Regions from separate parts of the Mus musculus genome. Here regions 1 and 2 are each linked to region 3. A link is a loop called in an ENCODE intact Hi-C map of the cell type or tissue named here. Cell type or tissue: heart. All regions are shown on one strand.

The links. A loop is a pair of places that touch in the nucleus more often than their neighbours do. Peaks named below come from ENCODE experiments on the same cell type or tissue, not always from the same donor. Only the 100,000 strongest peaks of a DNase experiment are listed, where the experiment ranks them.
Region 1: it touches region 3 in a loop (4-fold over the local background); 3 of 42 quality-filtered maps call a loop at or near these places.
Region 2: a loop joins it to region 3, with 18 times the contacts of the local background. A loop is called at or near these places in 39 of 42 quality-filtered maps.

The regions. Positions count from the first base shown.
Region 1 is chr9:87,026,664-87,029,163 of GRCm38, reverse strand. Cyb5r4 (cytochrome b5 reductase 4) reads right to left here. Exons shown (of 16, transcript NM_024195.2): 2 at 2,064-2,217. Among named protein-coding and RNA genes, the nearest start is that of Cyb5r4, 5.9 kb to the right of the region's middle. In heart, a CTCF peak has its summit at 1,270 (motif pointing left); no DNase peak of the experiment used is centred here.
Region 2 is chr9:88,240,534-88,243,033 of GRCm38, reverse strand. No RefSeq gene overlaps it. Among named protein-coding and RNA genes, the nearest start is that of Gm28231, 18 kb to the left of the region's middle. In heart, a CTCF peak has its summit at 1,260 (motif pointing left); a DNase peak (open chromatin) is centred at 1,273; H3K4me3 peaks cover 1,414 bases; H3K27ac peaks cover 1,480 bases.
Region 3 is chr9:88,545,117-88,547,616 of GRCm38, reverse strand. No RefSeq gene overlaps it. Among named protein-coding and RNA genes, the nearest start is that of Zfp949, 1.7 kb to the left of the region's middle. In heart, CTCF peaks have their summits at 207, 1,240 (motif pointing right) and 1,910 (motif pointing left); no DNase peak of the experiment used is centred here; H3K4me3 peaks cover 272 bases.

The DNA.
Region 1 (2,500 bases), 1.5 Mb after region 3:
TCCTATTCCTCCAGGAGAGGATCCTGGATAAAGAAACTGGATAAAGGTCCTTCCTAAATGCCAGTGAAAGTGCCAGCTCTCTGCTGTGAGGGCAGCCATGGCCTTTATTAAGCTGACCCATGAGTAAACTTATTGTCTAGAACAGTGTCTCTGTTCATAAAACATAAAGAAATGCAAAAGATCACTCAGACCACCCACTAAATATGTCTAGATTCAGAACTGCAGCACATTCCACTGTAATTTTAAGCCCAGATCCATGTGATGGTGCCCTCAGACAGTCCCATCTTAGACCCACCATGGGTTAGTGCCAAAGACCTATGTCTGTTTGTCTATCTTCCTGGTGAAGGTGCCACAGTGTCCCAGGCTAGGTAGGTAACTATGTATGTGAACCACCACGCTCACCATACAGAATTAAGGGTATCACCATGTTTTAGGTCACATGTTCACTGACTAGAAAATTTTCATTTCTTTTTTATTCTATTCTATAAGTTACAGAGCCTCATGGAAGAGCCCAAGGACTCCAGAGGAAGCTCAAAAAAGACACTTCTAGTGGTGCAAGGTGAAAATTTTTTTCCAATAAAACTAAAATACTATGTTTAAAATTCTTGTTCTTTCATAAGTGTGGGGTTTTCTAGAAGCTACATGGACATGTGATTTGACACTGGAGATAAACACACAACAATACATATGAACTGTCATCTTTCAAGCTATATATTAGAGATACTAAAATCAAAAATTATGTATTCCTGAATTTTTCATTTAGAAAAGTTATTTTAATAAACATAGGTACTATGTACAACGTATAGTAGTTTTAATAAATTAATTTTAAATATTTTTACATTTCTTAATTTTAATTAGTGGTAATGTTAAGAGACATCATGCAAAAAAAGCCTTCTAATGTTCTCAATAATTGTTAAAAGATTAGGAATTATTTCAAGACCCAAAAACAGTCTGAAAGCACTCAGGTGATTAAAATTAAACATATTAAAAACTTAATTTTTGGTTTTAACATTCAATCAAATATTAAAGTTCTAGACTACATTTAATAAATGAATTTAATGTCTATCATGTATGTAACAGTATTATATGCCATTATAGAACAGCATTCTTACTTACTTAAATTTTTACCATTGTTAATGATATTAGCCCCAAAATACATAATAGGAAAAGATATGTTTATAAGGTAAAAACAAGTCACCATTTTTCAACTTTACTGGAGTTTCTTCTCTAAGCCTGAGTCTAAGGACTGTGATGACTGCGCCACCTTGTGTTCAATAAAGAAACTGCAGCACCAGTTTCCTTCTGTCTAGAGATGCTTACCTTGTTCTAACAACTGCTGAACGGGATTAAAATCCACAACTCTGAATGACAATTATAACTCTGTCCCTCGGTTCTTCTACTGTCTGTTATGTGCTTTGACGCTTTGTTATCACACATCAACATGGTGCTCCTAATGAACTGATTCTTTGTGTATGTGTGTGAGTGTGAGTGTATGCACGGGTGCATGTAGGTGCACATGTATGTGGACGCCAGAGGTTAACTTCAGCTGTCTCCTCATTATGCTCTAAGACATAATCTAAACTCACCGAATCTAAAGCTCATCAACCTCTGGTCTCCACAGACACACATGGAACAGTGTGCTCATGAGTGTGCATGTGTACGAGCACATGCATATACACATACAAATATGTATAGGTGCATACAACACACATATGGTTCCCTTTAGAGTCTCAGAGACCCTTTTCCTAAGAGCATTCAATCACAAGGCTCTGGATGGGCAGTTATGCCATATACTGGGTGCCCCTGAACGTTTTAACTGCATCACCTTGGTGTTAAATTTCTTGGCAAACACCTGCTTCCTTTCAAAGGGAATGCAACATAAGAATGCTACAAAAGACTTCCATCCCATTAGTTCCCTGTCTTCTGCATCAAATGTAAAAGGTTATACAAGGGAAAATACAGTTCAAAGTGAGAACAACATTATTTATGATCCACTGAGGCAATTTTTGTTACCAAGTCTGAAAGCCCAGGCGTTTCTGAGATGTTTAGTAAATGCCGCTTACCTCTTATGCATATCCAACAATCTTCTTTCTTGTTGTGCTTCTTAAGCTCTTCTTCAGTTACTTCAATTAACCCGCCCTTCAATCCTGTTAAGTCCTTTCCACTCTTGGTCAGTCGGATCCAATCCATAAGACTCCTGCCTTGTTTTAAAGGTACCTAGAGAACGGAAAACAAAAGCTATGTCTGGTTCTAAGTTGGCTGCTTCCCTCTCCTCCTCCGTCAATTTGCCTTTGGACTACTGTATCCATCCTTTATTAGCCTTAAAAAAAAATCCTACACAACAAGATCCCATCTCAAAATAAATAAATAAATAAATAAATAAATAAATAAATAAATAAAGGGTAAAATGACAAAACTACAACCCAACAATTCTACAACTTCTCCCATCTCGTGTGTGTGAAGCTGAGCTACTGCATTAGAAGTTTACTTTATCTGCCAT
Region 2 (2,500 bases), 300 kb after region 3:
CCGTTCTGAAATACTGTATAGTGCTTGACTTAGAAGAAACTCATGATGTGTCTTACCAAGAAAATGTGTATTCATCCAGCTTCAGGCACGACCTTGATGGCATCGGATGAGCTTGATGTCTATGGATCATTGCTATAGATTAAATAAGGTGTTTCCACACTGCAGCAACCAACACTTCCAACCGGAAGGCTCTGGTTGGCCTGTTAATGGCAGCACCAGGAGCAGAGGCTCCTAGGAACTTACTTTGTGTTCAGAGAGCAATGACTCAGTCTTCGCCAACAGTACTTGAGACACTTTCGAGACTGTGAAAGAATTTACCGTTCTTTGAACATTCCCAGGGCTAGTTTGGGTGTGTGCCCGAGGGTGATCTCTTTGGCACATTTTGCCCAACTCCACTATTCGACAGTCACTTTTCATCTTTGAAGTCACAATTAATCGATTGATTTGCTCCTTAGCTTAGGGTGTGCTTCATCAGTAGCTCATGATGGCACATATTCACATGATTAGTTTCATTTGACAGGCGTAATTCTGAGAGGAAACCAAATCTCAACAGGGCAGGATGTGTTGGTGAGGAAGGGAGTGACAGCCTCTTCCATTCTCCTTTGATGAGCAGGTCTGGTGAGGAAAAGGAGAGGGACAACTAGACAAGGTATTCCTGTCTATTTCCTGTCTTCCTCTTTTTAAAAAAAATTTTTAAAAATTGGATAAAAGTTCATTTTCTTCTGTCACTTTTGGAAATGACTGGTTTTTGTAGCTTAAATGTTTGAGTACAAGTTACATTTTATATATATACATATATATACACACACACACACATATATGTATGTATGTATGTATTTATGTATGAATATATACTATATTCACACACACACATATGAATGAACTGGCAACCATGTGATCAAACTGATAAATAATTTATTAAAAATAATTTTATCAGTTGTAAACTGTTTTTCGCTTGCTTTTCTCAAGCCTTAGTAATATTTTGATCACAACTGAAGTGCCCAAGATGAGGGCTTAAAACTATCCCAAAGATTCATGAATACAGCAGGACTGCTAAGAGACTGCCATAGTCCAGTCCAGAGGGCAGACATTAAGCAGCCTTGAAATCTCCCGCCACAAAATCAGGAAACACGTGTCCAGGCTTGTGTTCTCTGAGTTTTCCTTCTAGCTTAGGAAGGTTACCCCAGTGGTGCCTCAATACGAAGCAGTCGACAGGTAACTCTTACTCTTTTTACTAGACATTATCCCCCTCTGCTGGTTTCTTGGTGTATTTGCACGGTGAGCTGAATTTAGCCCAGGGCAGACCTTCCTCTGTCCGGTGCACGCATTGGCACATGGGAGTGCTACAGCGCATGTGTGGATTTCCGAGGACAACTTTAGGAAGTTGTTTGTCTCCTGTATTGTAGGTCGTCGGGCTTGTTCTCAGGTTGTCAGACTTAGTGGCTATGTCTTTACCTGCTGAGCTATCTTGCTGGCCCTGATATTTTAGAAGATTTTAAATTTAATTTTTTGACGAGTTCATAAATGTATTCAGTATCGTGATCATATCCACCTCAGATCCCTGCCTCCGACTCTCCCTGACCCCCAACACACCCTTTCACCTTCACATCTTCTTCTTTAGAGATATTTATCGCTAGTGTATGTGATGAGAGTGTGGACCCAGACCCACAGTGCCCCCCTCCACCCCCAGCCTTGCCCAGTACCCCTGTCTCCCCTCCTTACAACCCCCCCTCCCGTCCCTCCGGCCCCTGTGGAAAACATAAGACAACTTTATGGAGTTAATTCGCTCCTTCACATTTCAATGGGGCTGGGGATTGCATGCAAATCTCTAGGTTTTTGTGGCAAGTGACATTATCCAGTTCACCAGCTTCTCCTCCTCTTTCTCCTCCTCCTTGTTCTCCTTCTTTCTTCTCTTTCCCCCTTCTCCTTCGACTCAGTGAGTGCTGTTGTACACATGCATGAGTGTGGGGCCATCCACCACAGCCCACACCCTTGAAGAAAAATTTCCCTCTTTACCCAGCAGCCATCAATTTCGAGCAGTACCTTAGCTAAGGTCTATTCTTAGCCGTTCTTAGCTAAGAGCACAGCTCTCCTCTTGTTGGAATGTTGATTGGCTGGAGTAGGTGCTGTGCAAATGACCCTAGCTGCCTCATCTGGGAGAGCGAGACAAAGAAAACCTGGGCTTAGTGTCAGGGACTGTGGGGGTGGAGGAGTGACCCCTTCAGGAGGATATACTGAGAGCTAGCTCTCCTTAGTGGAGGGCAGAGTCTGATACTGGGAGCCCAGAGTGAGACTGGGACAGTCACTGTACTGAGGAGAGGAGCAGAAAGACTCTTCTTTAGCGATTAGCCAACTGCATGGCTTTCTTTTTCTTTCCTTTTCAAAATTTAAATTTATTAATTTGTATATTCATTCACTTTACATCCCAATATCAGCTCCCCCTCCTCCCTCTCATGCAGATCCTCCTCCCGGATTCCACCCTCTTTCTCCTTTGCAAGGT
Region 3 (2,500 bases):
CCAGACGCAGAACTTCAGAAGCCAGAAGGCAAGGTTAGTACATTTAGAGACTTTCCCGTAACTATGGACTTTGATGGATTAGGTTTTTGTTATAGTTTTGGCAGATGGCGCTGTCTACATGCTGAGTTTTACAGCCTGAATAGTATTTTTGTCCAGGAGTCAGCTATGCTAAGGTCTCAGAGCCTACTAAGGTCTGGGGCTCTCTTCTGGCTGTACAGAGCACTGCAGGAAGCTGAACGCTTCGTGTTTCTTAAATCCTATGAACCATTTACATCACTAGTGTATCGTCAAATTGAGCATTCTGGTACAGCACACAGTAATTTTCAAGTTCATTTTGAAATCGAACCAACATGTTGGACTTCCATTGTAATAGGAAGAAACCACAAACTATATGAATTGACAAGAGACAAAAGTTATGTTGTGTGTTGCCAATAATGCTTAGAAATAATTTGAATTTGAAATGAAAAAAATCACTTACTAAAATTGAAATGTGTTTTGTTTTGTTTTTTTGAGTCGGGATTTCTCTGTGTAGTCCTGGCTGTCCTGGAACTCACTCTGTAGACCAGGCTGGCCTCAAACTCAGAAATCCGCCTGCCTCTGCCTCTCGAGTGCTGGGATTAAAGGCGTGCGCCCCCACTGCCTGGCGAGATAATTTTTTTAAATCTTCAAAAATGAACAAATTCAAACTGAATGTGGTGGCGCATGCCTTTAATCCCAGCACTCCAGAGTCAGGAAAAAAAAAAAAGCGTTTGAGGCCAGCCTGGTCAACAGAATAGTGAATTCCAGGACAGCCAGAACGACACAGTAAAATCTGTCTCAAAAAAAAAAGGGGGGGGGGGGGGGAGACATACTCAGGAGTCAAACAAAATCTAAATAAATTTAAACAATCCCTGCCCAGAGTTGATACATTACACATTATTAAGATGAATTTTTCAACATAAACTAAATATCACTATAATCTCAATAAAGTTCCGTGAAAATGTTTCTATTTGTAGAGTGAAAGACATAAAGGCTTCAAACCTACAGGAATCTGCTTGTCTTCTACATTCCAAGTGCTGAGATTAAAGGTATGCACCACCAGGCCTGGCTCTGAATAACTTACTCCTAACAAATAAAATAATGAAGTGTCATTTGGAGGACTGTCTTATACAGAAACTGTACCTGTAGCCTCTATTTGTGCATTCTTTCTTCCTCTTTATCATTTGGCCTGAAGGAAGCCAAATGCCATTTTGCAGATTGGGCTGTAGAGGGCGCCATGGGAATAGTCTTGGAAACTAAGATCCGGCTCAAGTGGAGCTTGAGATGACTGTAGCCCTGAATATGGTGTTAATAAAATGGTAATTAAGTTTTATTTTTATCTTTTTGCCTGAGACAGGGTTTCTCTATATAGCCCTGGATATCCTAGAACTCATTGCATGTATCAAACTGGTTTTACCTCACAGAAATCTGCCAACCTCTGCCTCCTGAGTGTTGGGTTAAAGGTGTGTACCACCGTGCTCTGCAGGAAATTGAACTCTAAGCTAAAGAAGCTCTTGAATAAATCACAAACAGAAATAATAATTTGAATTTTGTATAACCTATAAAAATCCTTTTATAGCCAGGCATAGCTATCAGACCTCTGAGTTCCAGGCCAGCCTGATCTACACAGTGAGTTCCAGAACTACTCAGAGCTGCACAGAGAAATCCTATTTCCAAAACCCTAAATAAATGAACATCCTCTTATGATACTAATAAATTTTCATGAACAGAACTCCCCATGCTGTCCGATAATAACTGTCTATTGAGCTTCTAATTCATTCTGTGGGTCCAAACTGCATCTCTATGATCATTCCTCTGGAATTAATACCCAGAACGGCATTCACTTTATAGAGAATGCTGCAGGGGTGCCCTCTTGTGACAAGCTCCTTGTATACATGTGTCTGTACATAGTTTTCAGGAGCATGGAAAACCATCTGAAATCAAATCAAACATAGAATGTCCTGCATTACTAAACCATTTTGTACCAGAACTTTTAAGGAAAGGAAGGGTCCCAGAGGGCTTGAAGCTATAACGGATGGTATGAATAATTCACACTAATATGGTCCTCCGTAATTATGCTGATGGCTCTAACAACACCAGAGTGAAATGGAGGCTGAACACTGCTTAAATGGGTAGCAAAGGTGCTCCTTTCCTACTCTGAATACAGACGGATTCCCAGGAAGGAGGAAGCCTTCCACCAAGGAAGTCACCTGAGCTGTGCTTCGCTATGTTCCCACGCTGAAGGTCTCACTAGAGGAGGTGTCTGTGTTTCAAAGGTCAATGGGTTCCATTCTAAAGTATTATGTCAATTACACTTATGTTAAACAATTAATAACTGGTGCAAGAGAAAGGGCTTAGTGATTAAGAACACTGGCTTCCCTCACCGAAGACCTGGGGTTCAATTGCCATAATGCATGTGATACAACCAACCATCCTCAACTCCAGTCCCAGGGGACCCAGTGCCATCTTCTTTTTTTTTGTT